Linked DNA regions of Homo sapiens: regions 2, 3, 4 and 5 are each linked to region 1. A link is a loop called in an ENCODE intact Hi-C map of the cell type or tissue named here. Cell type or tissue: dorsolateral prefrontal cortex. All regions are shown on one strand.

Region 1 (5,000 bases):
AGGAATCACCCGTCATCTCTACTACCCTTCACTGAACCCTTTTCTTCCTTATCATGCCACCCTAGGGGCTTAAAATCTCTGCCATAAGAGTCAGAACCCCCTTCTGCGTGTCTCAGAGCCCCTCCCCATTGCCTGTTCCAGCCTGCTGTCCTTTGGCTCAAACCTTTGTGCCCACTGACCTCTGCTGTGCTCATCAGCTTCCAGCACCTGCCTTACACTTGCTCTGTCTCTATTGCTTTTTTGTACCCATTTAGCTGATTGACTGGCCTCTGCCCTTCCTCCAGGACAGGATGGCTTAGCTTTGCGAAGCCTCTGCGGGGAAGGAGCCCACATGAGCCAGATGCACACCTGCCTGGGCAGTGCGTCCTGCCTCTGATGGGCCAGGCCTTCACTCTGCCAGGGCCCTGATCTTAGCTGTGACCAGCCACCCCACAACCTACACCATTGTAGACACATAGTGGCCAGCGTGGACTGCAGCAGCTGCTTAGCAGTTGTCTGGGCCCATTAGACTCCTCCCTCTATCTGAGGCTCTCCAGACTTGGGTCCAGGGCCTGACAGTCTAACCACAGTCATCTGTTCTGCATGTAGCAGAACAACCACCTTCTAGAAATGTAAAAATATCTTTACCTTCCATTTATTGGACTATTTTCTTGTCTCCAACTACAACAAGGAAAGGAGCCAAAGAGGACCACTCGAGTGACATCCCTGGTGTATACACTGGAAAAGCGATAATAAGCAGAGCGTGGACCACTCCGGATCTCACTGTCGATGGCCCTCTCCCAGCCCTGCACTCCCACAGAAGTTGGGTAAACCTCTGTCAAACACCCATCAGACGTTAATGTCACATTAATTTTGCACATGATGGTCTCTCCTTCTAGAATTTAAGTTTTTTAAGGGTAGGGAATGTATCTTCACCCATTCTTGTATTCCTTCAGGCATTCATGTTATCAGTCAACAGCATTTACTGAGCACCTGCTTTATGCCCAGGCCCTGCCCTAGACCCCGGGATGCAAAGATAAATAAGATATAGCCCAGGCTCATGCCTGTCATCCCAGCACTTTGGGAGGCTGAGGCGGGTGGATCGAAAGGTCAAGAGATCGAGACCATCCTGGACAATATGGTGAAACCCGTCTCTACTAACAATACAAAAATTAGCTGGGCGTGGTGGTGCGCACCTGTAGTCCCAGCTACTCGGGCGGCTGAGGCAGGAGAATCACTTGAAGCCAGGAGGCGGAGGTTGCAGTGAACCAAGATCGCGCCACCACACTCCAGCGTGGCGACAGATAAATAATATACTGTCCCTGTCCTTGAGGCTCCCAGTCCAGTGATTGGTAAATAGATGTTTATGACTCAGCATGACAAATTCAATAATAGAAAAATGCAGAGGACAATGTGAGTTAAAAGGAAGAAGCATTTTCCCCATTTCAAGAGGTCAAAAAACACATCACAGAGAAGGAGGTTTCTAAACTGGGCTTTGAAGGATGACTAGGAGTTCTTTGGGCCAGAAAGACATTGCAGAAGTGAACACGTACCAACATCATTGATAAAACCTCAGCAATTGTTGTGGTTCCTGGCACATAGAAAATTCTCAGGAAAAGTTGCTGAGTTGTACTAAGTGAGAATATCGTGACTGACGGAAACCCAGTCCAAGGACTGGGGAAAGAGGGCCCCATCCTAGCTCCTCTGCCTCAAACCTGGAGACACATTGAAGTCATTTGGAAAGTGTGAGAAAACACTGATGTTCCAGTGTCACTCCCCACCGCCCCCACCCCAGAGATCCTCATATAATTGGCCGGAGAGGCTGCCTGGTCTTTGAGACTCTTAAAAGCTCCCCAGGTGATTCCAATAGGCTGCCTTGTTTGAGAACCACTGATGTAGACCAGTGCTTCTCAAACTTAATGTGCAAATAGATGCAGGCAATCTTGTTAAAATGCAGATTCTGACACAGCAAGATGGGCCTGAGAATCTTCATTTCTAACTAGCCCCTGGTAACACCGCTGCTGCTGGTCCTGGGACCACCATTTGAGTAGCGAGGCTCTCTGAGGCTTAATGCCCAAAGGCAATTCAGCTGGCCTCAGCAATGTGCCTGCATGCAGCGGTGATATTCCAAATCCGAAGGGAAGGGTACATGTGGGGGCACCAAGTGCCCAGAATGGATGTAGCGGCCACAGGTCTGAAGGCTCTGCTGCCCCTGGTGTGAGTTAACTTAGTTGTGGGTGGGGAAGATGTTAGGGGGAGGGCTGGGCAGTCAAGGCCACAGGGGGTGCCTGGGAGAGGTGGGGACAGCAGCCTGTTTACCCACCTCCCTGTTGTAAGAGCTGACATCGAATACCGGTGTCTACCAGCTGGCTGTCCCCCCACCCACGGCCTGCACCCAAGGCCGAGGAACAGCCAAGAAGGCCTGGCGAGCAGCATCCTACGGAGAGGACAGCGAGGAGGCCGCCTTGGCAGGAGCTGCCTGCTGGATAAACATTGTTCTGTTTTTTTCTTTTTTCTCTTCAAACAAGCCCTTCTCAGCACTGGCCACATCATCCTAAACAAGGCCTCTCAGTGCTGTTGACACAAAGGCAGAGACGGTGTCATTCCAGCCCAGAGATAAAACTCGGATCCTCCCACAATGGTGGGCACTTCGTCTCGGGAAGAACACCAGTGAATCAGGAAATTCAGCAAGCTGGGTCTAAGCCCTGCCCTCAGGCTAGGCTCAGGTTTTTTGTTGGTTTGGGTGGATTTCTTCCTCCCCAAAGCTCTGCTTGTTTCATGTGCCTGGTCAGCAGATATGTCAGCCCCAGACAATGGCCTCTTTCTGCAGACAATGGTCAGCATGAGGAATGTCGCAGGAGGGCAGGGCTTGGGGAGGGACAATCCCGCTTTCAGAAGTCAGTGGCCGAGTGGGTGCTGCAGGGAGGGTCCTGCTGTCACCAGGGCAGCCTCCTCAAAGGCACCATTTATAGGACCTGCAGCCCCAGAAAAGTGGAAGCTTTGGGCAGCAGCAGAATCAGAGAGCAGCTCCCTCGCCCGCTGCTCCCGGCAGACTCGCCCTGCCTGCTTTATCGGCCTCCCGAGGCTCCTGCAACCACAATTCCTACCATGCAGACTTTGTTTAATGAAAAAACAAATAGTTACCCCCAAATTAGACCGAGGCCTGCTGTTCCCTCAGCCGCGCCTCCTGCAGTACCCAGCCTGTGCCTCATTGGCCGGCTCTCCAGAAAAGAAAGGGCTCATTCATCCCCAAAGGTGGAAACTCGCCTTCTCCCAGGGAAATTGTGTAACCGTTTTGTAGTGGAACCGACTACAGGCCTCAAGGTCTTTTGCAAAAAGAAAAACAGATAAGGGGGCGGTGGCGGGAGCCAATGCTGGCTGTCTTAGATTTGCTCATTGCAGAATGATTTTCTGACAGAGATCATAGGCCCACAAGTCACATCAGCTGGTCCCTGGATTTCAAGGATCCTCACTGTGATTGGAAAATTAAGTGATAGCCATGCATGCATGCATTTATTCATTCATTCCTCCAGCACAATGTATGGCACATAATAGATGCTTAGTAAACATGTGTTGAATGAATGAAATGTTTTGTAATATCTGATTCTATCTCTCCATGCTCAGAAAACCTTCAACAGCTCCCTATTGCCTATATTATCAATTTAATCTTTCTTAGCATAGCTTACCACTTGTAACTGGACCCTCAAATACCTCTCCAACCCTACAACCTCCACATGCTCCCAATCCCACCCCTCCAACACGCACATATGCTGCCTACTGTTTCTTGAACCAAACCATTGTTGTGTGAGCCTCTAGGCCTTAGTCCCAGCTGTCTCTTAACCTCAAGGCCCTTTCCAAGCTTCTTGTAGGGATCTGGTGAGTTCCTCTCCCATGAGACTCAAGCCAGTGTTTACTCCTCCTCTTAAAAGCCATCGCTAAATATAAAAAATTAGCCGGGCGTGGTGGGGAGCGCCTGTAGTCTCAGCTACTCAGGAGGCTGAGGCAGGAGAATGGCGTGAACCCGGGAGGCGGAGCTTGCAGTGAGCTGAGATCGAGCCACTGCACTCCAGCCTGGGGGACAGAGCGAGACTCCATCTCAAAAAAAAAAAAAAAAGCCATCGCCAAAGTGTCAGGCTCCATAGCCTCACTCTTGTTCATGGCCCTATCATGACACTTGCCACTCTTCCTTCTATCTTCCTGTTGCAACCATGCTGTGCACTTCTTGAGAGTGAGAACTGAGTCTGACTTACCTCCATATGCCCAGTGGGGGCCCAGGGTCCAGTCCATCATAGATCCTCAGTAACTACAGAGACCAACTAGTCCTGGTTTGCCCAGGACATTCCTTGTCTTAGCACTGAAAGTCCCACATCCCGGGACACCCCTTAGTCCTAGACAAACTGGAACTGTTTGTCCTCACATCAGTAAATGAGTAGTGAATGAATAATGCCTAGGTCTCTATTCATTAGTTCATTCACTTAACACACATGTAGTAAAAATCTGTGAGCCAGGTCCCATGCTCATACAGTTAGAGGGTGTTTCTAAACAGCTTCATGGCCCAGCATTGCAAAAGGACAGCTCTTTGGGGTTGAGTTAGCCTCAAGTCCATGGGGCACCTTTCCTAGATTCCTGTTTATCTCCTCCGCTATCTCTTCCAGTATCCACACCACGTTGTTTACAATGCATCTGTTGACATCTGCCTTATCTCCCTGGATTTGCTCTGGGCCTCCCTGGGTCTACTGCCCTCAGAAAGGACGAGCCCTCTAGCCTGACAGAGGAATTCCTAGCTAAGGTTTTATAAGTCAAAAGACCCACACTGGAGCTTGGGTCCCAGGGCAGCCCCCAGCCCTGGGCCCTCAGAACGAGAGCGATTGCAGCCAGGACGCATGTGTCTGCCCAGCCGTCCTCAGACCCTGGGGCTGCTTGGACCCATCTGTTTCCCAGTTCTAGGTCAAATCAAGCTGAGAAAGGATCAGGCTTCATTTGACCTGAGATGGCTGGAGCATCTGGCTGCTCCCTCTACC
Region 2 (5,000 bases), 57 kb after region 1:
GCCCTTGAAAATGCTCTGCCTATTGCTAAGTTATGGAGGAATCAGCAGAAGCCTGAAGAAGGGTTATTGTCAACTAAAAGCCAGGCAAGAAACCATTTTACTTAGCTATTCTGCTCCCTGCAACGCTTTTTAAATTATAGCACATCTTTCCATTTCTGGTTAGACCAGACTGTATTGCTTTTGGCCAAAATCCATGCAAGACCTGCAGTGAATGAGAAGAGCATGTACAAAGTTATTCTGAGAAAGTCACCACATAGGGGTATGTTCCTGAGCATGAAAATATTCACATTTCAGAGCTAATTCACAGAAAATCATCACACAAATACCTCACTCACAGTCTCATTCATTCGAGTCAAATATTTGTTGAAAGAATGAAATACAGCATCTAAAGTGAGTTTTGTTCTGACCTTTCAAGTGGTGAAAGGAAAAAGAGATCATAAAACTATGTCTGGGTCAAATTATCAGTAACTTCCCTTTTCTCTTTCACGATTGACTCTCTGTGATTGATCCTCTGGGAATAACTTCCCCTGAGCTCTTGGCAAAGTTTCAGACGATAAACATATGATGAAAATATTGACGAAAATCGTTCGGTTCAGGGTTCACTAGTCTTGAGTTCATTGGCTTTGCCTCTGATGGAAAAACAGTCAATGTCTGGATCCAGACGGTGGAAACTACCATCCTGTCTCGCCTGGAAGGGGTATGGGGTACCAAGGCAGGGGGCCCCATACCATCCTGTTTCACCTGGAAGGGGGATGGGGTAACAAAACAGGGGGCCCCATACTGTCCTGTTTCGCCTGGGAAGGGGGATGGGGTACCACGGCAGGAGGCCCCATATCATCCTGTCTCGCCTGGGAAGGGGTGTGGGGTACCACAGCAGGGGGCCCATACAATCCTGTCTCGCCTGGAAGGGGTGTGGGGCCCCATACCATCTTCTCTCGCCTGGGAAGGGGTGTGGGGTATCACGGCAGGGGGCTCCTTAGCCATCTCGCCTGGAAGGAGGATGGGGTACCACAGCAGGGGGCCCCATACCATTCTGTCTCACCTGGGAAGGGGGATGGGGTACCATGGCAGGGGGCCCCATACCATCCTGTCTCGCCTGGGAAGGGGTGTGGGGTACCACGGCAGGGGGCCCCACTGTTACCCCCTCTGCTTGCCTTACAATACTAGGGGAAAGTGTGGAAGACAAAAGTGTTCCTCTCTCCATCCCTTTCTCTTCAGCACCTGAGATCGGCTTGGTACCAAAAAAGTACTTGCCAGCTGAATGGAAGAAAAAAGGAAAGGTAGGCAGGAGGAAGGAAGGAGCCTCATCTTGTTCATCAAGTGAGGTAAGGGCAAGCCAAGAAGTGACGCCATTTTAGGAAAGAGGCAAGGACGTGAAACAACCCAGACTAGGGAGGAATCTAGAAGCAGTTTGTTCATTAGGTGCAAGGTGCAGGGCCAGCCTGCAAGGTGCAGGAGAGCAACTGGACCAATGAGGGTTTCCATGCCAACCTGAAGAGGTTGGTCTTTATTCTCAGGATGACAGTCATCCGTCGTTGGACTGTTCTAAGGAAGACAGAGATATAACTAAAATGGTGTTTTAGAAACAGCTTTCTGGCTGCAGTGAGAGAAGATGGGTTGGGGGGTGAGGAGCCAAGGGTGAAGAAAAGGAGCGCTAGAGGCGCCCCCACGGGCCATGGGGCAGCCTGCAGAAAGTGCAGATGGACAGTAGCAAGTTAAAGGCAGGAGAGCCGACGCCCCGGGGCTTGCCTGGCTGCTGAGGGTGACAGTGGAAAATCTAGGCGGGCGTCCAGATTTCTCATACAGAGGTGACACAGGACGGGAAGCAGGTTGGAACGTTCCGTTAGGAACATGATAAATAGCTACTCTCTGTTGCTATTCTATTTCCCTTTCATTTAGTTTGGACAAGGGAGGCAACCCTCTCTCAATAACGCCTTTCTTGTTTTTAGCTGTGTTGGTCATTCACTGATGTCGGTGGGGTGGGGGAGCTGGTGGGAGGACTGAGGGCGAGGGGTATTAGTAAACATGAAGCGAAGGCCTCGGGATGGTTGTTAAACAGAGAGCCGGGCTGAATCAGGCGAGGCCGGAACACCTGCCATGTGTCCGATGCCCAGAGCGCCCGGGCGTGTCCCTGAGGCCTGGACACTCCCCCTGCGAGCCGTTTCCAAACCAAATGAGATGAAGACACACAAAGAACAAATGCCTTCGGCACCTACTGACAGCGGAGGGGCTCCCGGGCGCGACTCAGGGACAGCTCCTCCGGCTTTACCTTCGGAGCTTGTGGTTTTGCTTACAGGGGTTTTTAAAAATTTCTGCGTGTGCAGGTGTTTTCTTTTTGTTAGTTTCAACGCAGCCGCAACTTGCCTCTGACATTTCAAAGTGATGGAGGTGCCTTTTCTTCCCGCCACCCTCTCTGGTGCTTCCTGCGCGTCGCGCATCTCGGGCTCTGAAGACCCTTGCTCCGGATGACCAGGAGGAGAGTGCATGCCACACGTCCGAAGCTGCGTCTCCACAGAGATCCCCTCCTTCCTGGTGCCTCGCTCACATTCTTGAAGCCCCCTGGCTCCTTGCCCAACACTCCCCAGTCTCACAAAGAAAAGAATTTGCTTTTTTTTCCCCTTCCTCCAAGCTCTCCTTCTCTTTCTCTAGCTCTCTCACTGTTTGTCTCTGTCTCACAGCCTCTCTCAGTCTCTGTCTGAATCTTTCTGTCTCAGTCTCAGTCTCTGTCTCCCTGTCTCTGTCTCTCTTTCTGTCTCTGCCTGTCTCTCTGTGTGTCTCTGTTTCTCTCTCTCTGCTTTTCAGTCTCTCCTCTCTCTCTTTTCCTCTCTCTCTTTTTCAAATTTCAAAGCGTTGCTTTGAATGACGGACTATTCAGGACAGGCAGAATGAGGCCTCTCTGGGGCTCGGCTGCAGTCAAAGCCTCCCGCACTTCTAAAGGGGCTGCGGCCGGTCTACCCGGGGCGCGGGCGGCGTTGTCGCGGTGGCGGCGGCCCTGCGCCCCGACTGGCCATCTGTATGCAAATCTCAGCAGACCCAGCAAACTTGCATCAGCCTGGCCGGCCTGGCGGGCTGTGCACTCGGCAATTATCAGTGCACATCGGGCCTTTGTGCCCACGGCCGGGCTTTGTGGGTGCCCAGCACCTGCACCTCGGAGGTGGCAGATGGCAGGACTTGGCAGCAATATGGAAGTTTGCCTGAATGTGGCCAAGCCACAAATGGACATCTTTTATTTCTTCCTGGGGGTGGGGAGCTGAAGAGAGGGGGATTAGTGCTGGATTACCACCCATTCACGCACTCGGCAAATATTTATTGAGTGCCTACTATGTGCCCCCAGCCAGTGGTCTCAGGAAGGGCCCAACAAAGGAAGGAAATGATGTGGGTGTTTTGCTGGGAAGAAAGAAAAAAAAATCTGGGAAGTGGCTATTTGCATTCAAAATTGCTACATATGCAACTGGCAGGACAGGTTTTCATTCCTGGAGACTGCAGCCGTGGCAAGCCTAGGAGCCCCTCCCTTCCCGGCTCCTTGCAGACACCAGCTCCTGCCTGGCCCCTGTGCCACATGCTCGTGCAAGCTGATGTAGTGCCACCATCAGAGTGTGCTCTACCCAAGAGTCTGGATTGCCTTGAACCTCAGTGAGGTGGCCTCTGCCAGGGACTCCAGATGAAGACAGAAAAGTGCTGTTGCTTGGTCAATCTGCCCACAGAGTGGGAAATGGTCTGGGTTCGCTGGGGAGACAGGCTGTGTCACAGGTCTGCTGGGAATGAGCTTCCTCTCCCAAGGCGCCTTTTTGTTGTAGTTGTTGTTGTTTGTTTGTTTTTTAAGACAGGATCTCACTCTGTCTCCCAGGCTGGAGTGCAGCAGTGCCATCATAGCTCACTGTAGCCTTGAGCTCTTGGGCTCAGACAATCCCCCCAACTCAGCCTCCTGAGTTTCCAGGACTACAGGGGCACACCACCACACCCAGCTAATTTTTTAGTTTTTATTTTATTATTATTTTATTTATTTATTCATTCACTCATTCATTATTTTGTAAAAATGGGGTTTTGCTATGTTGCCTAAGTTGGTCACAAAGTCATGGCCTCAAGCAATCCTCCCATCTTTACCTCCCAAAGCGCTGGGATTACAGGCATGAGCAACCTCACCTGGCCATGATGCCTTTGTTAAACCATCATTCTGAGAGCTTTGCACATGGAGGAGGCTTTGCACATTTTCAAACTGCTTATAGCAGCCCAAATAGACTAAGACAAATGGAAAAGTAAAGCACTCTACCAGTTTCCCAGGTGAGTTTTCATTTGTTTTCACATAATTCATTCCATAAATTAGAGTGGGAGTTTTGCAGATATGGCATCAAAGCACCTGGTTTCTATAGGAGGTAGTTCAAGGCCAGTACAACAAAGCAAGGAGCTCAAAGCATTAGGGTATGTGCCCTTTCGGTCACTCTGCAAGTTGGTATTCAATTTACAGAGGAGAAAGCCAATCACAGAAATGCAGTGAAAAGAGATCTTATGGCAAGTTTGAGAGAAAGCCCAGATGAAAGCCTTGGTCCCCTGACCCCAGCGTTGAGCTGGTGTGAATGGCAGAGCAGATCTCTCCTCCAAAGTTAGTTGGTCTTTGCTTAACAAGACCATTTTAATGCCAGGCTATGTTGAGAAAACATTTTGACAGGGCCTAAAAATTCTTTTTTATTTCCAAATAAGTATGCATCTGGCACTATGGCCCCAAACCACACTGGAGCCTCAATCTGTCCCCACCTTCTGGGAATCTCTACTTCCCACCCTGTCCCTGGTGCTCCTGCATCTCTCATCCTTGCATCACTTTTGAGCACCTTGTTTTGTTGCACTGGCCTTGAACTACCTTCTACAGAAAGCAGGTGCTTTGATGCCATGTCTGCAAAACTCCCACTCTAATTTATGGAATGAATTATGTGAAAACGGATGAAAACCCACCTGGGAAGCTGGTAGAGTGCTTTACTTTTCCATTTGTCTTAGTCCATTTGGGC
Region 3 (5,000 bases), 210 kb before region 1:
AAAATAAGAGGTCGAGCTATTACGGGTCTCCTGAGTGAGTGTCCCGAACTTCTCAAGCTGTTGTAGCTCTCACTCAGTCACCTACCATGCCCAAACACTGCTAAATCCACCAGCCCAGAACAAACAGCTTAATAGCCATATTACATTTTATGGCATCTAATACAGATTCAGAAGAGGCACCGAATGCACAGGAAGTTGGAAGAACAACACTGGGCATGGTGGCTCACGCCTGTAATCCCAGCATTTTGGGAGGCTGAGGCAGGTGGAACACCTCAAGTCAGGAGTTCAAGACCAGCCTGACCAACATGGTGAAACCCCCACGTCTACTAAAAATACAAAAATTAGCCAGGCATGGTGGCACATGCCTGTAATTCCAGCTACTCAGGAGGCTGAGGCAGGAGAATTGCTTGAACCCGGGGGGTGGAGGTTGCCAAGATTGCGCCACTGCATTCCAGCCTGGGCAACAAGAGTGAAACTTTGTCTAAAGAAAAAAAAAAGGTGTTAGAAGAACGATAGCTACAACTTGTATCTACTGAGCACCTGCAGAATGCAAAGGGCAGATGAGGCAGGTTCTGGGATGTGGGAGGAGAGGCAGAGGGGCCAGGCACTCCAAAGGAGAAGCTCCAGAGCCCATAGGGTAGAACCTCCCTATTTCCGGTGAGTCCCAGGCTCTGGAAGAATCAGTTGAGAGGCAACCTGGAAGTGCTTCCTTTCAAGGTGGTAAGGAAGGAGGTAGAATAATATGAGCAATTTCCCAAATTGACTTTGGCAACCCAGAATTTCGGTGGAGATGTCGGACGGTGACATCAATCTGCCCAAATTGCTTTTGAAGATGGAGGGCTCAGGATCTCATAACTCTTCTTTAACTGTTAAGGAACTAATTAAATCTGTAGCATCTCTGTTAACTGAGTTTTATTATGTTAATTTCACTGCTGGACAAGCTAAGTCAAGCACCGGTAGACTGCACTGTGGGCTTCTGGCTCCTGACGAAAGGCGCTAATGATATCTTCAATGAACACAGTGCCTGTACCCACAGAATCCCAAGTGATTTACCAACAGTTTCCTGCCAATTCCCACAAGGCTGAGGCCTGGCGGCTGAGTATCACCCTGCCGGCCTCGTTCGATGAAACCCTTCTAATTCAGAGCATACGCACACAGGTGTGTCTGTGCAGGTACACACATTTGCCTTGTGGCATAGAACAAACACGGACCACCCGACTAGGTGAAGGTTAAAAAAATGTACAATTTGGAATGTGTTTACATTTTTCTTTTGATTGCTGATAATTCCTTCCTTTTAGCTGATATATGGGCCTTAATTAGTGGCTCTCTGTATGGGATCACAGCCATCCCATTGGTTCTGTCTACCTTCCCTGCACTTCCCCAGCCTGCTCCAGGCCCAGGCACCTGTATGTGTGCTCACCCACCCCATCCACAGCAGCAAAGTTTCACTGCAGCCTTGGACATCCTTCCAACAACCCTGCAAGCATGCAGAGCTCATGGGGTTGGGATGGCATGGGGCACCTGCACATCTTGGCCCTGTCCCACTCCAATGCATGATGCTGCCCAAACTGACAAACTCATTAGGAGCAAGACAAGTTACTTGGCTTATCAGGGAAGAGGCAGAGTGTGAATGAAAACCCCTATCATTTAACTCCTAGTGTTCTAGAATAATGGGATAGAATGAAGCTCAGAAATCTTGAAACTCTTCATTTCTACCCTCTCCTTGCGAAAGAAGAAACTATGCTTGGAAGATAAAAGACACTCAGTTGCTGAAGAACACCTAGAGCAGTGCATTCATAATTTGGAATCTGGTCTCCTATCTGCCAGGTCAGAGTTCCTACAGCAAACATTCCCAAGTCAATACAATGTGTACTTCCAGAAATTTAAAGCCACACAAGGCCTGGCCTGTTTGGGGACAGTTGGGTTTCTCCAGGATAGAGACAAGCCTAAACTCTGTCCTCCTAGGTAGTGAGCTGACAGGTCCTGGTAGAAGATCCCCCGCAGCCCTCCATCCTCTCTATCCCCACAGCTGAACCCTCAGACCGTCATGAGTGTTGGGCAGATGAGAGCAACTTTGAGAAATCTGCTCAGGAGCCATGACCCATAGAGACAAAGACACATGCTCAGGGAGGCCCTCCACATTTCTCTCATGGGGGAAAAAGCCCTAAACACACCCCTTCTTTTTCTTGCTTTCTTTTCCACACAAAATAAAGCCCCCCCCCAAAAAAAAATCCAAAAACTCTAAGAGCCTCTGAAACTTGGCTGCCCATACATTTTTCTGAAGCCTGCTTCTTCACCTCAAAACAAAAGCAAAAGGGAAAGAAAAACCAGGCCGAGGACCTTGTCTACTTCTGCCCTTGCTTCCTGATGGAGCAAATCCCTCATGAATTATGCACTTTCAGCTGCTGCCACCCCAGGCCATCCAGGCTCTGCCAAGGTAGCCAGCTCCTCCCCGGCTCCTGGTGTGATCTCAGCCCCAGGAAGGGCATCGGCACTGTCTTGATGGAAGAATGCCGGGTCCAGCTGCAACTCACCACTGACCCTCCCAGGTGAGCTCTGCAGAGAGATGCCCACAGCCAGGTGTCTGTGCCTGGTCATCGGTTTTCAGCCTAGTTTCTGGAGGAAGAGAGGAACCAAGAATCAGACAGGAGCTAGAGTGGGAGGCGGGGGAAGGAGTAAACCAATCACCAGAAGGTGGTGCTATACTTTAAGACAGACTAGCCAGAAGGGGAGAAGCCTCCGTGAGAAAGATTATAACATTTCAGAGAGGGAGGGTGTCTAAAGATAAAATACAGAGCACTGCAATGCTATGCAATGAAACGAAATGACGTCAGAGCTGAAAAGACTCTAAAATATCATTCTAGAATAATCTCATATCACTGGTGGGAAAACTGAGGCCCAGAGAGACACAGAGGTTTGCCCACCATTGTACAGACCAGAGGAAAAACTCGGTCTGTCGCCTCTTTAGGTTCTCCAAAGGCTGCCTGCTTTTTGGCAAAGCCGAGATTAGAGAATAAAACACGAGGATTGGCTCACAGTAGAGAAACATCAGGTTCAGGAATTGATGCTCCAGTGAGGCAGAAGGAGCCACAGTCCCTTCCCGGGAACAATCCACGGAGGCCTCCCAGAGCAAAGCCGAAACTACCAAAGAGTCAATCCAGTGTCCATCGCCTTGGCAGCATCACTGCTCAGCCTCATGAGTCTCCACAGGATGGCCAAATTAAAACTGCGGGCTATGGCCGGGCGCGGTGGCTCATGCCTGTAATCCCAGCACTTTGGGAGGCTGAGGCGGGTGGATCACGAGGTCAGGAGTTTGAGACCAGCCTGGCCAACATGGTGAAACCCCATCTCTACTTTAAAAATATACAAAAATTAGCTGGGCATGGTGGCACGCACCTGTAGTCCCAGCTGCTCAGGAGGCTGAGGCAGGAGAATCGCTTGAATCTGGGAGGCGGAGGTTGCAGTGAGCAGAGATCACACCACTGCACTCCAGCCTGGGAGACAGAGTAAGACTCTGTCTCAAAAACAAACAAACAAACAAAAAAAAAAAAAAACAAAGCAAAACAAAAACAACCATGGGCTTCACCACTTGCTAGCTGTGGGTATTCCTGTAACATCTCTGAGCCTTGACATCTCCATCAGTAAAATGGCATAAAAATATCTCCCTCTCAGAATCACTTCTGAGAATTAAAGACCCTTGTGCAAAGTGTCTAGCACAATCCTGGCATATGGTAAGTTCCCATGGCAGAACTTTCCCTACCCTTTTTGACTGTGCAAGGAGAAGCCTTCTCCTAAGTATCATGCATGTGGTCTGGAAATGCCAAGTGCTCTGCAGGTGGAAGAACCTGACCTTATGACATGGCTCATCACCAAGGACCCCAATCATAGAAGTTAAAGGATGGGTTGCAGGAGGAGGAGTAAGTATAGGGGCAGAGTTCATCCCACAGAGTCAATGGGGAGAAACTGACATCACTCTCAGGCCTTCCTGCCTGTGAAAAGCTCAGTTGCAAAGAACAAATTCCCTGGCAGAACCACTGAATGCCTACAGACACCTGCACGCACACACAACTAACATACACATGCCCAGATCGGCAAGGAGGGCGTGATATGGTTGCCTAAGTGCTGGGTCAGGAGACCCCAGCTTTCATGGTGGGCTCAGATCCAGCAGGAAACCACACTGTGAACGCCTTCCCACATTCTTTTCAATCACTGACTCTCACTCAGGGTCTGCAGGAGCCAGAAAGCATTATCACCATCCCCTCCATAGACAATAGGCCCAAGCCCTCGAAGGGCTTCCTCAGGACCACATAGCAAGGCAGCCCACTGAGCAGGTGAGTCTGCTGGGAAGTGGACAAGGCCCAGGCCCCGCCTCACTTATCTTCTTGGTTTCTCTTCTCGCCTCCCCATGAGAGGCCTGAGCCTCAGTTCCCTGGCTGAGAGGTGAGAGGGTAAGAGAGGGTGGAAGAACATACCCTGCTTGAGGTTGCAGCCACTCCATGGCCCCCTGGCTGCTGGACCAGTCCAGCCAGTCCCTTGACCTCTGTCTAGGGGAAATAGCCCCAGAATCCCTAAGGGGCCACTAATTTAGAACACATTTTACAGAGACTGAACTTTTGGGGCCATCTTTTAGAACAGCAGTGATGAAGAGACAGATATTACCTACAAGGGTGGGGGGAAACTGACTCCCATCCCTTCACATCCAATACTCAACTATTCATTCATGGGTTTCTGTGCCTCTACCCACACCTGTGCCAGGAATGCTCGCTGAGTGCTCCCTGTCATTACAACTTGCTGATAATGCTGCACCCTCATTCAACATCCAGCCTGGCTCCTATTATGCAGTCAGAGAAATGATCCCTGAGGAGGAGTCTGTCATGTACATCTGTGCTGCTGCAACACGTCACTCACAGTGGGCTGTTTATGGGGGTCATGAAGGGTACAGATGCTGGACTGCTGGGCTCCCACTCTGATTCACCACCTGCTAGCTCGCGTAGCCATAG
Region 4 (5,000 bases), 86 kb after region 1:
TAGTGTGTGGTAGACACTGAATGAATGATTTAAAACACCAGCACTGGCCGGGCACACCTGTAATCCCAGCACCTTGGGAGGCTGAGGCAGGTGAATCACCTGAGGTCAGGAGTTCGAGACCAGCCTAGCTAACATGGTAAAACGCCACCTCTACTAAAAATACCAAGATTAGCAGGGCATGTTGGCTCATGCCTGTAATCCCAGCTACTCAGGAGGCTGAGGCAGGAGAATTGCTTGAACCCCGAAGGAGGAGGTTGCAGTAAGCCAAGATCTTGCCACTACACTCCAGTGTGGGCAACAAGAGCAAAACTCAGTCTAAAAAAAGACCACGGGCACCACTGCCCCTGCAAGCAGCCAGTTCCTCATGAACAGATCCTTCTCCAACTCCCATGCCCCAGCCAGGGCTGGGCATCACAAGCCCCCATCTGCACCTCCCAAATGCCTGTGCAGGTCCTGGCCTGGGTCAGGGCTGCCCTCAAGGGACCACAGGCGACCAAACAGGAACCTGGAGATAGATACCCTGAGAATATTTTTCCAGAGTGTTGGCCGGGGCCTGAGATCCCTTTCCTCAGGACACAGGCAGCTTCTAATTCCACATCCCAGGTCAGAGGTGGGGTACAAACTCCTGAGGGAGAAAGCACTCTCGGTGACTTGCAAGTGACAGGTCTTAGATCCGGAGGGCCTGGAGGGATGTACATCTTAGAGGCTGAAGGGAAATGCCCAGGCTCAGTGCAGGCACAGGGCAGAATCTGACCAGGAAACAGCTGCAGTACAGACAAAGGGGCCTTGGCAAGGCTAGGCCCTCCCAAACTGTGCCATGATTCCCAGGGCTGGCCCTGACAGGTATGTAATAGATGATCATTGAGTCAATGGGGAACAGGGGTGAGTTTACACAGAACTCAGTTTGCATTCGGCAGGAATTCCTACGGAAACAGTGGTGAGGGATCAGGACATGAGGGAAACGCTGGGCAGATGTTTTCAGTTCAGGGCCGGGGGCTTTCAGGAAAGCACAGCAGACAGACAGCAAGTTCACCTCTGCGGGGGAGGAAGGGAGAGATGCGGCTGCAGGCCGGGGCCATCTGGCCCTTTGCTCCCAGGTTTTCAGACCAGCTTCTAGTAACCTGTCAATCACGGCTCAGCCCTGGGCTGAGTGCTGATGGCAAAGTTCAGAGAAGAAATATCCTTAACTTCCCAAAGGTAATGCACGCACACACACATCCACAGACACACAGATACATAGACACACATACATATACACAGAGACACACATACAGACACACACAGACACACATGGAGACACACATACATAGACACACAGAGACACACACAGAGGCACACAGGCACACACATGGAGACATACAGAGAAACACACACACAGATGCACACACACAAACACACAGGCACGCTATGCACGCATATACAGACACACATACACAGACACACACACAGACACACACGTACACACAAAGGCACATATACACAGGCACACACATAGACATACACAGAGACACACAGACACATGCAGAGACACATACTCAGAGACACACACAGACCACACACAGACCCACACACTCACACACACAGACACACATGGAGACACGCATACAGACACACACAAGCACACATACACACACGGAGACACACATACAGAGATACACAGAGAAATACACAGACACAGGCACACAGACACACACAGGCACACACAGACACACAGGCACACCGACACACACGGAGCCACACAGACACACACACACACAAAGACATGCAGACACACAGACACACACGAAGACACATGCAGAGACACACAGAGAAACACACACAGACACGCAGGCACACATACAGAGACACACACAGGCACACTGTACACATATACAGACACACACAGAAAGACACATACATACACACACAGGCACATATACATAGCACACACATAGACATACACAGAGACACACAGACACATGCACATAGACACATACTCAGAGACACACACACACAGAGACACACACAGAGACACACACAGAAACACAGGCTCACACTCACAGAGTCCAGGCCTGTCTGGAGAAGCACTAGGAGAAAGACACGGGGGGAAGGAGAGGCCGAGATAAAGTGAGGAGGGGAGCGATCTGGAAAAGCAAGGAGAGGGTGAGGAGCGGGATAGGGATCACAGTCCCCGAGCTTGGGCTGAGGCCAGGCCCAGTCTTGAAAGGGGCCCAATAGGGCAGCCCAGTGCCAGACAGGACTCGGTCTGACAGAGACCTGTCCTTGCGCAGCCTGGGGTTTGCTCTGAGGTTTTGTGGGTCTAAGCTATCTCTGAGGTCACCCCCATACGCATCATTTATTCGCGTCTGTGAGTGCTTTGGACATTCATGGCTCCGCAGTCGGCGCAGGACCGAGGCCCCCACGGACAGAGCTGTCAGGTAGGGCAGACCGGGCGCTGGGGCTGGAACGTTCCAGAGGCTCTGGCAAGGCATTCCAGGAAGGGAACGTTCACTTCAGAAAGGGCCTCATGGGGGCCTCTTAACCCCCAGTGCCTGCGCTCGCCCAGAGACTGGCAGGCCAGGGCAGCAGCCGGCCGGGACTGTCTCTCCGGGCTGCAGACAGCCTGGCTCCAGGCCCACCTCCCGGTGCCCTCGGCCTGACATCTTCTGGGCAGAGCCACCATGCCCAGGGAGCCGTGTGGATGGTGTTAGTAAACACGCTTTCTTGCGCCCAGCCTGGCAGGGCCTGTGGGCAGCGGGAGGGCAAGGCGCTGGCAGCTCCCACGGCCGGGCAGGCGGGCGGGCAGGCAGACAGGCGGGCAGGCCGCCCCGCACAGCCCAGCCAAGGCCCAGAACAGAGCAGCTGCTCCCGTCGCCATGGAGACGGGGACTGAACAATGAGCATCCAGAAATGCAGCATGGCCGCCTGGCACTGCGGCCCACACTCCCACCAGGCCCTCACACCTACACACAGGCACGCACATGCATGCATGCACACACACACACGTGAACACACATGCATGCACTCACACAGTCTCGGCCTCCCTGCTGGAGAAGCAAGAGGGAGAAGGAGAGGGAAATGGGGAGAGGGAGAGAGTGCGGAGAGGAGGAAAGGGGAAAGAGTGAAGAGGAGAGCAAGGGAGATCACAGCTTCATTGTTGCAAAGTTGAGCAAAAATCTCACCCTTTGATTCTAGCTAAAAATACGTTTTGCAAAACTTGCCAGCTTTTCAGAGGGTCATGTGGTGCCCTGGATTCTTGTGTAACAGGAGAGTGAAAGGGGGTTTCTAATTAGCAAAAGCATCTTGAATCAAATCACCTTCTACTTAGAGAGGGGTAGCTGAGAGCCCGACGGAGTTTTAAGTCCCAGGAAATTAGAAGAACACTTTCTTAAATGGATCTAAATCCCATGTAATTCCTCCTTGGAGATAATGCGAAGAGGAGGCCAACAGGTTTAGCCACAGTCTCGGAAATGGAGAGCCTGAAAGAGGCTTCATCTGGCCCCTTGGGAAGGCAGAGGGCAGCTGTGTCCAGAGGATTTGAAGAGACCTGGGGCAGGCTCAGGAGGGCAGCCCATGGGCATCTGGTTGTGGTGCTTGTGGGTGTCTTCTGAACACTTCCTTTGTGTGAGATACTGAGCAGGTCAGCCCCTGTCTTCCAGGGGCTCCCAGGACCCCAGCGGGGGAGGTGGCAGGGCCCCCGATGTGCACTGGGTAAGCGGGCACATCCCTATGTAGACACACTCTCCCGCTCACCAACCAGCCACCAGCCAGCCCTCAGCCCTATCCTCGTGTCTACAATGAAATCAGGTCTCGAGTCTCTGAGACTTCCAGGACCACTGTCCAAGGACTGGCAATTCCCATCCTAATTTCCATCAAGTGCTCAACCTGCAGGAAGTCGCTTGATTTCTCTTGGCTTTGCCTGGTTCCTTCCTGCTTCAGAGCAGGTGGGTGTCCTCCACAGGTGGCCAGACCCTTTTAGCAGAAAAAAATGGACTGCCTGCTGATTGACCTGATGGAGTGTAGGAGCTGGAAGGGACACTCTAAGGTTCTGGTGTCCACCTCCACCACTGGAGATCATAGCCAGTGACATTGTAGCTGGCACGGGAAATTCACAGTCTACACTCCAAGCAGCATGCGGGGAGAAGGCGTTCACCACTTTTCTGGGGATGGAGTTTAAAAAGCGAGACAGAGAGAGGAGGCAAGAGAATCAGAACACGTTGGAAAGGAAGAAGAGAAAAGGTAAGACTGAGATAAATCTCCTAAGCTGTGTCAAATACTAGCAGGTTCCAGCAACTGCATTCAACTACAGCTAAGAAGTACTGAACAGCCCTTCCTCAGCTTCCTGGCCTCTAAAATCGTAGGCCCCATGAAAGAGAAAACATAGTAGACAATTAAAAGAAGGAGTGAGTACTAGAACTGAGCCAAGCCCCCTCCTCAGCTCCCTGCTCCCCTTGCCTGCCCGGCATCCCTTGCTAGAAGGTTCTCAGAACTCCAGGAAGCCATCTGCACCGGCTCAGAAGTGGCAGAGGGGGAATTAAAACCACGAAAGGAAGGATCAGAGAGACTCTCTCCCCCTCAAGAGCCACTTTAGTAGATGAAAAAAGCCAGGCGATTTTAATCATCACAAATTGTCTGAGCCTCTGAATCCACCTTCTCTGAAGCAAGGGAGGCCTTCCCTGGTTGCTGACTGATGCTCTCCAGTGGTCTGGGCTCGGGGTGTGGCTGGAAACCTACCTTTGTCCCCCTCCTCACTTCCTGGATCCTTCTGCCTGTCCTCCCAGGTCCCTGGCCCAGTCCAGGCCAAAGCAGCCCAACCCTGCTTATCTAAGGAGATCTGACAAGACTCCAGCCCTCAGGGGTACGGCCGCTGGCAAAACATATGGTGCATCGTAAATAGGACTTCCTTTTAGGAAATGAGCTGCTGTAATTAAATCCCCATTCATTTTTTGTAACATACACACAGAGACAAATAGATCTTTATCCTTTAGAGGCACAGAAGAGAATGGCTTGTGGGGAACAGA
Region 5 (5,000 bases), 150 kb before region 1:
CCGTTTCTACTAAGAATACAAAAAAAATTAGCCGGGCGTGGTGGCAGGCACCTGTAGTCCCAGCTACTCAGGAGGCTGAGGCAGGAGAACGGCATGAACCCAGGAGGCGAAGCTTGCAGTGAGCCGAGATCGCACCACTGCACTCCAGCCTGGGCGACACAGCGAGACTCCGTCTCAAAAAAAACAAAAAAGAAAAAAAAAATTAGCTGAGTATGGTGGCACAAACCTGTAGTCCCACCTACTCAGGAGGCTGAGGTGGGAGGATAACTTGAGCCTGGGAGATCAAGGCTGCAGGGAGCTGTGATGGCACCACTGCACTCCATTCTGGGTGACAGGGCAAGACCTCGTCTCAAAAAAAAAATAAAAATGGAAAAAGAAGAAAGTCTGCTGCAAGCCACCCTGCATCCTGTCAGGCAGTGACAGGCTTAGCACAGTACCTGGCAGGCGGGATCCTCAACATTTGTTGGTCACTATTATTACTGTCATCTTTGTTATTATTTATTTTATTTTATTTTTATTTTTGAGACAGAGTCTTGCTCTGTCACCCAGGCTGGAGCACAGTGTTGCAATCTCAGCTCACTGCAACCTCCACCTCCTGGGTTCAAGCAATTCTCCTGCCTCAGCCTCCCAAGTAGCTGGGACTACAGGTGCCAGTCACCACGCCTGGCTAATTTTTTTTTTTTTTTTTTTTTTTTGTATTTTTAGTAGAGACAGGGTTTCAGTATGTGTGCCAGGCTGGTCTTGAACTCCTGACCTCACGATCTGCCCGCCCCGGCCTCCCAAAGTGCTGGGATTACAGGCATGAACCACCACACCCAGCCATCTTTGTTATTATTGAGCACCTAACTCACAGGGCTGATACGAAATACCCATAAGAGAAAAGGGCTTATCTGGAAAGTGTTATCTAAAGATGCAGTCTTAGCCCATAGATGCCCCCACCAGCAGGCCAGTTGGCACCTGGGTACTGGGCAAGCCCCACAGACCCATGGCCCTCCTGGGCGGTGGTTGAGTTACAGAAGACAGGCAGCAAAGACACTGCGGCCTAGGGGCATGACTCCCGGTGAAAGCACAAGTGATGCTTGTCGGGACATTAACAAGCTGCTGCTTGTTCTGTGTAGCGGGCATTGAGCCTCTGGACAGGGAAGAGAAGGCAGTGCCCATGACTTGCCATGCCCTGAACTTAGATGATCTCGTTTACTCCTCACAACAAACCTGTGAGAAAGTGTCAGTATCCCCATCTTACCAATGGGGAAGCTTAGGCCCAGAGAGGGCAAGCAATTTGCTCACAATCACACAGCTGGTATGGATTTAAACTCCCACCTTAGCCTTAGCGTGCCTCCAGGACCCCTGCAATTCCCTCTTACCCTGAACATGGTCCTGGGGGACCCCATCTTAGCATGTGCAAAACCGAACAGGGTGAGAGCCCTGCCACACTTGACCTTGCATTTAGTAATAACAATGAGGGGGGAGGGAGAAGGGGGGAGGGGGAGGAACAGAAGGAGGAGGGAGAACATTACCAACATTTAGCACTCACCGGTCCTGGTACTTGCTCAGGACTTTAATTGAGCAAGTAAAGGACCCATCCCCGCACCACCACCACCCCAAGAGGATCTTGGGTCTGAGGAGCTGACCGATCCCCTCATTCAATCCTCACAGCCCTACCGAGAAGCACTCTCATTATCCCTCCCGTACAGGTGAGGAAACAGAGGCTCAGAGACGTTAAGTAACTTTCCCCAGATTTAGCATCTAGCTGAGGAGCAAAGCTGGATTTGAGCCAATGTCTGCCTGACACTACAGAGCTCCAGCTTTTATCCACTCCTACCTCTGAACTGCCTAAGGAAAAGGCCAAATGCACCAGTATACTCTAGAGAGAAAACTTGATGGGGGCAAATCAGGGAAGACTAGTAAATGTATGGCAGGAGGACAGCCTGAAGAGGGCGCAGGGCTCCCCGAGGTTCCCTGCTGGCTGGGCTGCTGGTGAATAGATGGAGAAAGCTGTGGGCCAATATGGCCTAGACGAATCCAGGGACTCTGGAGAAAGCCCTAGGCCACTTCAGATCCTTTATATACCCACTGAGTTCCTCACACAAGCACCATGAATTACAACTCTGTGAAGTGCAAGTTGTGACTATTCCATGTTAAAGATGAGGACCAGAATTACTTAAATGACTTACTCAAGGTCAGGCAGAGATAGTTGCTCTCTCTCCTCTGTTCCCAAAGCTCCTTGTGTACATTTCTATCATTCTTTTCTTTTCTTTTCTTTTTTCTTTCTTTTTTTTTTTTGAATCAGAATCTCAGCTCTGTCACCCAGGCTGGAGTGCAGTGGCACCCTCACTGCAGCCTCGAACTCCTGCCTCAGACTCCCAAGTAGCTGGGACTACAGGCATGTGCCACCATGCTTGGCTGATTTTTTAAATTTTTTTTGTAGAGATGGGCGTCTGGTTTTGTTGCCCAGGATGGTCTCAAACTGCTAGCCTCAAGCCATCCTCCCACCTCAGCCTCCCAAGTCACTGAGATTACGGGCATGAGTCACTGCACCTGCCTGGTTTCATACTTTTTTTTTCTTTTTTTTTGACATGGAGTTTTGCTCTTGTTGCCCAGGCTGGAGTGCAATGGGGCGATCTCGGCTCACTGCAACCTCTGCCTCCCAGGTTCAAGCAATTCTCCTGTCTCAGCCTCCCGAGTAGCTGGGATTACAGGCACATGCCTCCAAGCCTGGCTAATTTTTGTATTTTTAGCAGAGACGGGGTTTCATCATATTGGTTGGTCTCGAACTCCTGACCTCAGGTGATCTGCCTGCTTCGGCCTCCCAAAGTGCTGGGACTACAGGCATGAACCACCGCCTGGCCCTGGTTTCATACTTCGTTGTCTGTTTTCTCTAGAAGACTGTGAGCCCCTCAAGAAGGAGGCCAGTATCTTTGTCATCGCTGAGTTCTCACCTCTGAACACAACGCTAGAAACATAGTAGATAAGTAAATGAAGGAATGGAGTGAAAATTGAACTCTGATCCTCCCTCTTCTGTCCTCCCTCCCTCCCCTTGACCAAGGTATCAAACATGCAGGTTTCACTCCCAGAAGAATTACTGCTTTCGTGGTACAGGCACCACTGTTAATAAAAGGTATCTAGTGTTCAGGAGAGTTCTGCCTTCTCGTTTTACATGTGGGGCAACGGGGACTTGGAGAGAGGAAAGGAGTTGCTCAAAAGCTAGTGGTCCAGCTGGATTATGGAGACATCTCTGACCCTGCCACACTACTTGTGTGACCCTGTATCAATGGCCTACCTTCTCTGTGTCTTGGTAGCTCCCCCTATAAAATGGGCTCGACCTTCCTCACTGCAGCAGTAGGGAAGTGTCATTGAGGTCCTTTTGGAGCAGAACCATGCCGATTTCCTGGAGTCAGCTAACTCTGGGCAGAGCCCACCCTTCTGGGTCCCAGGGACTCCATCTGTGTGTATTACCCTCATTTCTCTTTGGCACTGAGAAGCTGGGACTGTCTCAGGGCATGGAGGCCTCTGAGCTCCTTGGTAGAAGAAAGATGAAGCATGCCCAGCTCTCCTGGTGTATTTCTTTCCTTGAAATTCAAATAATGCTATTTCCCCCCCTCCTTTTCCTCCAAGGTGACTTGGTGATTGGACTGTGGATATGGATTTTCTATGATGTTTAAGATTTACCATAAAAATCTACATGAATTGGAGATACTATTATTAGACTAAAAGCAAAGAGGCTCATTTCTTTCTGTCAGAGGGAGCGAGATCAGAGGCTTTTCTGCTCTCTAGGTTAAAAGGTACACCTTCCCAGAAAGATGAGAGCCAGTGACGGTTCCAACAAACGTGTCCTATGAATTTACTAAAAAACAAATTATCCATCTTGAAGGAATGAAGGGATCATTTGAATGCACTCCTGCTTCTGAGGCTGGAGAAATTTTTCCTGCCTCGTGTCTGTGCACCGTCGTCTCTGATGGGGCAGCCTCTGTCTGTGAGATCAGAATTAATTAAACTGTGCTTAGTTCACGCTTTTCGTGCCGTTAGAGTCGGAGAGCTGTTTGAAATAGGATTCCTGCTGATGAATGGGTCTGTACAATTATCGGTGACAATATGGTGCATACCCTGAGTCCTGGGCTGAGCGTGGAGGCCCTTCCCGGCAGGGAGGTGAGCCAGGCTTTGGGACAGAAACCTGTGTTCTCCCCAAAGACGGCATGGTTATTTTCTAAAAGACAAGCCCTTTTATGATTTTTCTTTTAATAGCAGGAAAGATGGCTGCAGCTCTCTGTTGGTAGGAAAGACGGTGAGTGCGGTGTTCTGAGAGCCAGCCTTGTAGTCACACCGACCTGGGCTCAGATCCTGCCTTTCTAAGTATAGAGCTATGAGCTGCCTCACAGCATTTCTGAGCCTCAGTTTCCTTTTCTGTAAAATGATAATGGCACCCACGGTGCAGATTGGCCCTAGGACCAGTCATTATCGGGGAGGGGAGGCATCCAGCACCATGGCCGAGGATTAGAGGGTGCTCAGTCAGGTCTCCATTGCGTATTTTGACATCTCTAATTTGAAGTTGCCGAGGTTTGAGTGTGGCTGCCCCATGACATCAGACTGCAGAAGCAGTTCTGAAAACTCCCTTCCTGCTTAATGAATGAAGACAGATTCTAACAGCTGGGGCCAGACAAAGGAACATGTGTCAGGCTCCGGAAGCTAGTCTCCAAAAGCACCCAGGGAGCAGGGAGGAATCTGGGTGAAGGGCAGGGCGGAGTGGCCAGACTGCGTGGGCCTACGCCGCTGCTTCCGCTTCCCAGAATTCCTAGGCCTGCATCAGTTCTGCCCGATTCCGCCTTCTTCCAGAGCAGTTATGAGCCCAAACAGAAGAATCTACAAGCCTTCTTTTATAAGCAGAGAAAGAGACTCCTAGCTTCATGAACAGCTTTCTTCACATGACTCTCCATCACTGGAAGGGGTGATAGCACCGCTTCAGATATTCCACTCGGAGACGGTCAACTCTTGATCCTACAATC

Evidence for each region. A loop is a pair of places that touch in the nucleus more often than their neighbours do. Peaks named below come from ENCODE experiments on the same cell type or tissue, not always from the same donor. Only the 100,000 strongest peaks of a DNase experiment are listed, where the experiment ranks them.
Region 2: it touches region 1 in a loop (2.7-fold over the local background); 2 of 110 quality-filtered maps call a loop at or near these places.
Region 3: it touches region 1 in a loop (3.0-fold over the local background); 3 of 110 quality-filtered maps call a loop at or near these places.
Region 4: a loop joins it to region 1, with 9 times the contacts of the local background. A loop is called at or near these places in 5 of 110 quality-filtered maps.
Region 5: it touches region 1 in a loop (2.1-fold over the local background); 2 of 110 quality-filtered maps call a loop at or near these places.

The regions. Positions count from the first base shown.
Region 1 is chr2:16,068,000-16,072,999 of GRCh38, reverse strand. The region is part of intron 1 of GACAT3 (gastric cancer associated transcript 3); the gene reads right to left. Among named protein-coding and RNA genes, the nearest start is that of GACAT3, 20 kb to the right of the region's middle. In dorsolateral prefrontal cortex, no CTCF peak of the experiment used is centred here; DNase peaks (open chromatin) are centred at 2,103, 2,459, 2,849 and 3,233; H3K4me3 peaks cover 1,473 bases; H3K27ac peaks cover 4,910 bases.
Region 2 is chr2:16,011,329-16,016,328 of GRCh38, reverse strand. No RefSeq gene overlaps it. Among named protein-coding and RNA genes, the nearest start is that of GACAT3, 37 kb to the left of the region's middle. RefSeq lists an enhancer at 2,270-2,881. In dorsolateral prefrontal cortex, no CTCF peak of the experiment used is centred here; DNase peaks (open chromatin) are centred at 1,768, 2,108, 2,524, 2,998 and 1 weaker place; H3K4me3 peaks cover 1,524 bases; H3K27ac peaks cover 2,629 bases; H3K27me3 peaks cover 2,606 bases.
Region 3 is chr2:16,279,721-16,284,720 of GRCh38, reverse strand. No RefSeq gene overlaps it. Among named protein-coding and RNA genes, the nearest start is that of GACAT3, 230 kb to the right of the region's middle. In dorsolateral prefrontal cortex, CTCF peaks have their summits at 2,497 and 2,696 (motif pointing right); a DNase peak (open chromatin) is centred at 2,590.
Region 4 is chr2:15,982,304-15,987,303 of GRCh38, reverse strand. No RefSeq gene overlaps it. Among named protein-coding and RNA genes, the nearest start is that of MYCNOS, 43 kb to the right of the region's middle. In dorsolateral prefrontal cortex, no CTCF peak of the experiment used is centred here; a DNase peak (open chromatin) is centred at 2,773; H3K4me3 peaks cover 915 bases; H3K27ac peaks cover 2,692 bases.
Region 5 is chr2:16,215,788-16,220,787 of GRCh38, reverse strand. No RefSeq gene overlaps it. Among named protein-coding and RNA genes, the nearest start is that of GACAT3, 170 kb to the right of the region's middle. RefSeq lists an enhancer at 4,392-4,893. In dorsolateral prefrontal cortex, a CTCF peak has its summit at 1,927 (motif pointing right); no DNase peak of the experiment used is centred here; H3K4me3 peaks cover 829 bases.